Regions from separate parts of the Homo sapiens genome. Here all the other regions are linked to region 1. Evidence: chromatin contacts called from ENCODE Hi-C or POLR2A ChIA-PET data. All regions are on one chromosome and are shown on one strand. The core of a region is the stretch at or near the end of the contact, and the rest is flanking DNA. Distances in the headings are between cores, read along the strand shown.

The links. Hi-C counts contacts between places; a loop is a spot of excess contacts on that map. ChIA-PET counts read pairs that join two places held with the same protein, here RNA polymerase II (POLR2A). Pooled maps may share reads with other maps.
Region 2: a loop to region 1 is called in a pooled map, with 5 times the contacts of the local background. The contact joins two enhancer-like sites. A Hi-C loop is called at or near these places in 1 of 168 maps with a recorded cell type or tissue (OCI-LY7), 2 of 37 single-sample maps with no recorded cell type and 4 of 50 pooled maps. POLR2A ChIA-PET finds 5 or more read pairs at or near these places in 2 of 52 experiments (OCI-LY7 and activated naive CD8-positive, alpha-beta T cell).
Region 3: a pooled map shows a loop between it and region 1 (9-fold over the local background). The contact joins two enhancer-like sites. A Hi-C loop is called at or near these places in 11 of 37 single-sample maps with no recorded cell type and 5 of 50 pooled maps. POLR2A ChIA-PET finds 5 or more read pairs at or near these places in 2 of 52 experiments (K562 and activated CD4-positive, alpha-beta T cell).

Annotation. Positions count from the first base shown.
Region 1 is chr2:47,500,738-47,503,437 of GRCh38, forward strand. It overlaps a transcript of MSH2 not described here. Among named protein-coding and RNA genes, the nearest start is that of MSH2-OT1, 25 kb to the right of the region's middle. Within about 2 kb of position 1,319, at least 5 of the 41 ENCODE cell types and tissues checked have a DNase peak (open chromatin) inside an H3K27ac peak, as active enhancers do; they include OCI-LY7, where a contact is called at or near this core.
Region 2 is chr2:47,687,895-47,690,594 of GRCh38, forward strand. It overlaps a transcript of MSH2 not described here. Among named protein-coding and RNA genes, the nearest start is that of MSH6, 94 kb to the right of the region's middle. Within about 2 kb of position 1,322, at least 2 of the 41 ENCODE cell types and tissues checked have a DNase peak (open chromatin) inside an H3K27ac peak, as active enhancers do; they include OCI-LY7, where a contact is called at or near this core.
Region 3 is chr2:47,719,321-47,722,020 of GRCh38, forward strand. No RefSeq gene overlaps it. Among named protein-coding and RNA genes, the nearest start is that of MSH6, 62 kb to the right of the region's middle. RefSeq lists an enhancer at 2,160-2,700. Within about 2 kb of position 1,290, at least 2 of the 41 ENCODE cell types and tissues checked have a DNase peak (open chromatin) inside an H3K27ac peak, as active enhancers do.

The DNA.
Region 1 (2,700 bases), core at 69-2,568:
TCGGACTACAGGCACACGCCACCACATCCAGCTAATTTTTTATTTTTCATTTTTAACTTTTTTTTCAGAGATGGAGTCTTGCTCTGTCACCAGGCTAGAGTGCAGTGGTGTGATCTCAGCTCACTGCAACCTCCACCTCCCGGGTTCAAGCAGTTCTCCTGCCTCAGCCTCCCAAGTAGCTGGGACTACAGGCGTGCACCTCCTTGCCTGGCTAATTTTTGTATTTTTAGTAGAGATGGGGTTTCACCGTGTTAGCCAGGCTGGTCTCAAACTCCTGACCTCAGGCAATCCACCTGCCTCAACCTCCCAAAGTGCTGGAATTACAGGCATAAGCCACTGCGCCCGGCCTATTTTTCTATTTTTATTTCTTTTGAGATGGAGTCTTGCTCTGTTGCCCAGGCTGGAGTGCAGTGGCACGATCTCGACTCACTGCCACCTCTGCCTCCTGTGTTCGTGTGATTCTCCTGCCTCAGCCTCCTGAATAGCTGGGCCTACAGGCATGTGCCACCATGCCTGTCTAATTTTTGTATTTTTCGTAGAGACGGGGTTTTGCCATGTTGGCCAGGCTGGTCTCAAACTCCTGGACTCAAGTGATCCTCCTACCTTGACCTCCCAAAGTGCAGGGAGTACAGGTGTGAGCCACTGTGCCCTGCCTACACAGAGATTTAGAAAGCTAAAAGGACTCACCCAAACTCACACACTTGAGAAGTGGCAGAGTTGGGTCTTCTGTCTCTAAATCTACCACACCAAACAACTCAACTGGCAGCATTTTCTCAGCAACATCTTTGCAGGAACCTTGTGGTCAATTCCTCCTGCAGGGGTGAGTGGCAGCCTGCAGAGAGTTCTGTGAGTCAAGTGTTTCAACATATGGATGGATTGTTGTTTTTTACTGTGGCAACAAAAGGTGTGAGATTTTTGTCTTTCATCAGCTACAAACTACACTGTTGGTCAGGCACTTTTACTGGGAGATGTTTTTCCCCCGATTCTTCCTGGGGTGACTTGAAATGTGGGCAGGATCCAGGAGGTGGAGAGAGAGGGGTCTTTGAAGGGGTGGAGGTGGGCTGCTGACACTGAAGAGCTCTCAGCTGATTGACTCACCTGCACATGACTGTGTAGGGAATGTCTGGCCCAAGGAGGCTTCCTGTAATGTATCTATCATCTCTTCATTTAGCTCATTTTTTGGGTTTCAGAATCCCTCGTGGAAGGTCCATTTAAAATCTTGGAAGAAACCTGGGCTCTGCAGATTGTCCTCAGTGGAGCAACTAAGAGCTGAATACAGTAAAATGAAAGGCAAGACAAAGTCATTTCCTGGGTTAGGATAATTAGAATTTGAGTCACCTTCCTGTGTAAAAGGAAACAAACATTCTGATGGTCTTCATCAGGGAAAGAGAAATGTTTTATCAAATAAAGTGTAATCCTGGCAGTTGGCTTCAACTGAGGCTTGAAGAGAGGCCCGGGGTGTTTAATCTCCTGACATTTTCCCTGTACCTCTTTTATGACACTTTTCACTTTTTGCCAAGTTATTTATACCATAGCCTTTATAGTTAATTTTTGCTTCTAGATTATATATTTCCACTTCTGTGGACAACTTGCAGCAGTTTGTGCATAGTATGTATTCAAAAAATGAAAAAATATAAATACATGGATGAATTACTGAATGGATGGATAGGTGAGTGAATGGATGGATGAGTGGATGGATGGGTGGATGAGTGGATGGATGGATAAATGGATGGATGGGTGGATGGATGTATGGATGGATGGATGGATGGATGGATGGATGGATGGATGGATGGATAAATGGATGGATGGATGGATGGATGAGTGGATGGATGGATGGATGAGTGGATGGATGGATGGATGGATGGATGGATGGATGGATGGATAAATGGATGGATGGATGGATGGATGAGTGGATGGGTGGATGGATGGACGGATGAGTGGATGGATGGACGGATGGATGGATGGGCCCTGGTCATGTTCACATAAGAAAGGTTGAACTTGTGGGAGAGGAGGCAAAAAGAGGAAGTGATAGTCACTGAATGTGTGTGCTAGACAGTATGTCTGGCACTTTATAATCATTTTAGTTAATCCTCACAACAATGCAATAAGGTAGATTGCTTGTTTCCCCATTTCAAGATGTTGAAACTGATTCTCAGAGAGGTTAAAGAATTTGCTTAATGGGACCCTCATCTAGATCAGTCTGAATAGAAAGAACTACCAGACTCTTAAAGTCAGCCTAGCACCAAGTAGACACTAAAACATTGATTTTTGTGATGTTGTTTCCCAGAAACATTGAGTCAGAAAGCATGTGGATGCAGATTAAAGTGGAACAGGCTCGGCCATGACTGAGCATCTGCAGGAGGAGCTGAGGAAAGAGCTGGCCTCCTCAAGGCCTGGGTGACTCAACTGTCAGCCTCCAAAGCCCATTCCCCTCCTTCATTGGAGAGGAGTTTGAGGACAGTTGTGGTTGAACCCCCAGCAAAACTATTCCAAAACGCCGTGTGCTGGGGCAGGTGGGGCCTAGGCCAAGGCCATTTGGCCCTGCCTGCTGTGGCCCTTCTCCCCTCCCATGTCTTCCAGCCTTGCCTCCCCCACAGGCTGCAGATGACACCCTTCGCAGTGCTTATTCTGGAGTGTAAGAGCTGAGAGCAGGAGCTACCTGGGGGTTGAGGGGTGGGCAGGCTTTAGAGAAGGGGAGAG
Region 2 (2,700 bases), core at 72-2,571, 190 kb after region 1:
CATAACATGGAATTAGACAGAGTAACCAGAGGTGGGGTAGTAAGAAATAAAAAGAATAAAAAAGAATATAGGAATAGCAGATATAATTGATGTGATAATGGCAGATTAATATTCTTAGGCCTCTGAGCCCAAGCCTGTGCTTATACATCCAGATGGCCTGAGGCAACTGGAGAATCACAAAAGAAGTGAAAATGGCCGGTTCCTGCCTTAACTGATGACATTACCTTATGAAATTCCTTCTCTTGGCTCAGAAGCTCCCCCACTGAGCACCTTGAGACCCCCTTTGACTATAATTTTCCACTACCTACCCAAATCCTATAAAACTGCCCCATCCCTAAGTCCCTTTGCTGACTCTCTTTTTGGACTCAGCCCACCTGCACCCAGGTGATTAAAAAGCTTTATTGCTCACACAAAGCCTGTTTGGTGGTCTCTTTACATGGATGTGCATGACAAATATAATATAAAAAGCCACCACCCCAGGGCTGAGATGTAGTACTTACCCTTGGGCTGAGATATAGGCCTTGCTGGAGAAGCATGGCTGTGACTCACTAAATATCAGAGACCTCACTGAGGTGCCATGCCAGTGGAACATGCTAGAAATCTGTCTTCTGGGGTGCTGGGGAGAAGGCTGTTCACAGGGAAGTAACTCAGTGCAGACAGTTCGCTACAAAACCATCAGAATTGGATACAGGGGAAAGCTACTGTACTAGGTGCTGCTGATTACACATTGCAAGAGACAGATACTGAGGAATCCAGCTGTGCTGCTGGAGTCTGGAGAAGCTTCAAGCACTGAAGGAGCTGTGCTGGAGAAGCCACCCTTGCTGCTGGCGTGAGGCACTGGGAAACCACATCCACCGCAGAAGCCTGGTGCTGGGGCAGGCCTCGCACACCGCAGGGGCCTGCAGAGCTGGCAATGGAACCAGGAAGCAAAACCCTTTTCCTCCTGCACTCATTCTTCCCTGGCCTCTACTGACAATTAAGTGCCAGATGGCAAAGGAACAAAATAAAGAAATACTTAAAAGGCCCAGATACGTTTTCACAGAGCAGGCAAAAAAGAATGGCTTTGGAGCTGACAGGCAAAATACCAATAACCAGCACAGACTTCCGGTTCCATTCCTCAGTACATCCACCAATTCCACCCTGCAGGCCAAGCTCATCCAACCCACCTTATTTTGTTGTTCATGTTCTGTTTTGTTTTGTTTTAGGCTTTTAGCAACCTGAAGCCATGGTTTTTAGTTTCTGTCTCTAGTGAAAAGCAGAAAAGAGAGATAAAGAAGGGGCTTTGTTAGCCCAGCCAGAAACAGAAACTAAGAACCCATGGCTGTGTTCTCTCTCGGACACCCCTGTTTAGGCCATTTCCTGCTACTGATTACCTGTTGAATGAAGAATGAATGGCCAGGTGTGGTGGCTCACTATAATCTCAGCACTTTGGGAGGCCAATGTGTGCAGAGGAAGCGGGGGCAGGAGTAGGGGAAATCACTTGAGGTCAGGAGTTTGAGACCAGCCTGGCCAACATGATAAAACCCTGTCTCTACTAAAAATACAAAAATTAGTCAGCCATGGTGGTGGGCGCCTGTAATCCCAGCTACTCAGGAAGCTGAGGCAGGAGAATCGCTTGAACCCAGGAGGCCGAGGTTGCAGTGAGCTGAGATCGCACCACTGCACTCCAGCCTGGGCAACAGAGCGAGACTCTGTCTCAAAAAATAAAAATAAAAAAAATAAATAAAGAATAAATGATGAAGAGTTAAGGGAAGAGCAGTGGTCTGGAAGGATCAGTTATTTGGACGCCTCCTCATCAGAAGTGAGTCATTTACATCTCAGAGACTGTCTAGGCTGAGCGACTTCCTTTGTTTTTGAGTGCCCACCTCTGCAGAGGAAATGCCTCTTTGGGAGCATTTCCCATGCTATAGGGGAGGGACTTCCAAACTGAATTACTCTCCTTTTCCTCAGCCAAAACGCATCTTCATGCCTCATATTTTTTCTTTTCAAAAATACATCCTACTTTTCTTACCAAATATGCACATAGAGGTGTTTTTGCTTATTTTTTTAAATAATGCTATTTTTCAATGTGGCACAGGACATGTTTGCTAACCAAATATCATTCATTCCTCTATAGTAAGTGAACAATAGATAAGTATATACTTATGTGAGGCAATTAATGCTTCAGTATATCTCCTTGTTTGGAAATAATCTATGAATGCAATGAATATCCATCATTTAACTTAGCAAAACTCTAAGGGTGAAAGATACCAAAGAGAGTTGTAGAATTATTATAATTCTCATCATTTTTTGAGACAGGGTCTTGCTCTGTCACCAAGGGTGGAGTGCAGTGGCACGATTACAGCTCACTGCAGTCTTGACCTTCCATGCTCAAGTGATCCTCCTATCACAGCCTCCTGAGTAGCTGGGACCACAGGTGCATGACACCACGCCCAGCTAACTAATTTGTTTGTAGACACAGGTTCCAACTGTGTTGCCCAGGCAGTCTCAAACTCCTGGGCTCAAGCAATCCTCCCACCTTGGCCTCCTAAAGTGCTGGAGTTACAAGCATGAGGTATGAGCCACCATGCTCAGCCTGGAGAATTATTTTTAAATAAACATATTACAAAACATAATGATTGGTGAAAAGATAAACAGATGTGAGATAGAAGCTTATAAATTAACTCAGCTGTTTTTAAACAATCTTGCTTGGATTAATCA
Region 3 (2,700 bases), core at 40-2,539, 220 kb after region 1:
CGATACAAGAGTATTCATTTGAATACCATTTGTAATAGCAGTCCTAGGAGGGCTGACATCACTGAGAGGCTGGTTTAATAAATAATGGCACTTCTGTGCAATGGCATGCCATTGCATTCATCACAACAACAGGAAAATGATTTGGGTACTGATATGAACTTATTTTAAAAATGTATTACTTAGCCTGGGCACCATAGGGAGACTATGTCTCATTCATATATATTAGAGACTCCTGTAGTCCCAACAGCTTGATAGGCTGAGGTGAGAGGATCGCTTGAGCCCAGGAGGTTGAGGTTATAGTGAGCTATGATACCCACTGCATTCTAGCTTGGGCTTCAGAGTGATAACCTGTATCAAAAAAAAAAAAAAAAAAAAAGGAAAGAAAAAAGAAATGTATTGCTTACAGTGAAAATGAAAATAGGGCACAGAACAGGGGCAATGGTGTTTTATCTTTTCTATAAAAATAAAAAACACATATACACTTAGGAACTGGTGTCACTCCTGAGGCAGGATAGGGAGGAGGGACCTTTACAATTTTATGTGATTTTACCCTTAAAATTTGAGGAGAAAGTGAGAGAGAGAGGAAGAGAGACTTCACTTGTTAGTTTCTGGAGGGACAGGGAAAAGTACGACCTACAAAATGAAGCTCTAATGGTGGAATTTCAGGACTTGAACCCCCCGGCATCCCTCAGTAGTCACTATGCTGCTGACCTCTATCCAGCACCTCCCAGAGCTGATAGAAGATATGTCGCTGGCTCTAAACGACTGGACTTAAGAGGCCAGGCCTCTGGAAAGGGGGATGCATAAAGCATCTATGTACAAACACCTCACCAATCCATCACTGAGCTACTCAGCAACCTCACCAGAACATAGCTGAGAATCAAAACTTTTGGTTTTCTTGAGACAGGGTTTCACTCTATTGCTCAGGCTGGAGTGCAGTGGTGCAAGCACGACTCACTGCAGCCTTGACCTCCCAGGGTTAAGCAATCCTCCCACCCCACCCTCCCAGTAGCTGGCACCACAAGCATGTGCCACCAGACCCAGCTAATTTTTTTTCTTTTCTCTTTTTTGAGATGAGTTCTCACCATGTTGTCCAGGCTGGTCTTGAACTCCTGGCTTCAAGTGATCCTCCTGCCTCAGCCTCCCAGATTACTGGGATTACAGGTATGAGCCACTGCACTCTGCCCAGAACTTTTTTTTCTACTGACTCTGAAGTGTTACCATAGATGATACTGAAACTCATACATTTCCTTGCTCCTCAGTCAGAGCCCATGTTCCCCTTCTGGGGATCCACTTGGCCCTCCAGAATAAGTGTGAAGATTATTTTAAACCGAAGACACTAGAGATACAGCAGATGCAGAAAGAAGCCTTTTTGGAACTTCCTTTATTTCACTAAAAGGAAGAGCCTTCTGGGAGTAAAGTTGCCATAAATCTCCTCTCCAGAGGAGCTCACTCCCAGGAAGAACACCAACCACTCATGTAGACAAACATAAACATCAGCAACAAACTCCCATCTCTTCCATTTGTTTCTCTAAAAGTCCATTTGTCTTTCCTCAAATGTCCATGTGTCTTTCCCATAGAAGCCTTTCTCTCGCTCTCTTTTCCTTATTAGGTTGAGATCAATGAGCTTCTTTATCTGAACGTTCCTGCATGCATATAAATAAAACTTGTTTTCTTTTTCTTTTTTTTTTTTTTTTTTGAGACTGAGTCTCGCTCTGTCGCCCAGGCTGGAGTGTAGTGGCGCGATCTCAGCTCACTGCAACCTTTGAACCTACCGGGTTCAAGCAATTCTCTGCCTCAGCCTCCCTAGTAGCTGGGATTATAGGCGCCCGCCACCACGCCTGGCTAATTTTTTTGTATTTTTAGTAGAGGCGGGGTTTCATCATGTTGGCCAGCCTAGTCTTGAACTCCTGACCTCGTGATTCACCTACCTCGGCCTCCCAAAGTGCTGTGATTACAGGTGTGAGCCACCGTACCCAGCCAACTTGTTTTCTTTTTCTGTTTTGTTTTTGAGAGAGGCTTTTGCTCTGCTGCCCAGGCTGGAGTGCAGTGGCACAATCATGGCTCGCTGCAGCCTCAACCTCCTGGGCTTAAGCAATCCTTCTACCGCAGCATCCTGCATAGCTGACACTACAGACGCATGCCACCATGCCTGGCTAATTATGGGATCTCACTTTGTTGCCCAGGCTGGTCTTGAACCCCTGGGCTGAAGCGATCCTCCCACCTTAGCCTCCCAAAATGCCAGGATTAAAGGCGTGAGCCACCTCGCCCGGCCAAACTTGTTTTATTTTTGCCTGTTTATCTGTCTATTGTCAGTTAATTTGCGGGCCCCTGATCATTGGACCTAAGTCCTCAGTAGAGAAAAAGATTTTTATCCCATAAACCTTCCATACGGAGTTTTTAACTAAGCCTGGTTAACAAATTTTCTTTTTCTTTCTTTTTTTTTTTTTAATTGATCATTCTTGGGCGTTTCTCGCAGAGGGGGATTTGGCAGGGTCACAGGACAATAGTGGAGGGAAGGTCAGCAGATAAACAAGTGAACAAAGGTCTCTGGTTTTCCTAGGCAGAGGACCCTGCGGCCTTCCGCAGTGTTTGTGTCCCTGGGTATTTGAGATTAGGGAGTGGTGATGACTCTTAACGAGCATGCTGCCTTCAAGCATCTGTTTAACAAAGCACATCTTGCACCGCCCTTAATCCATT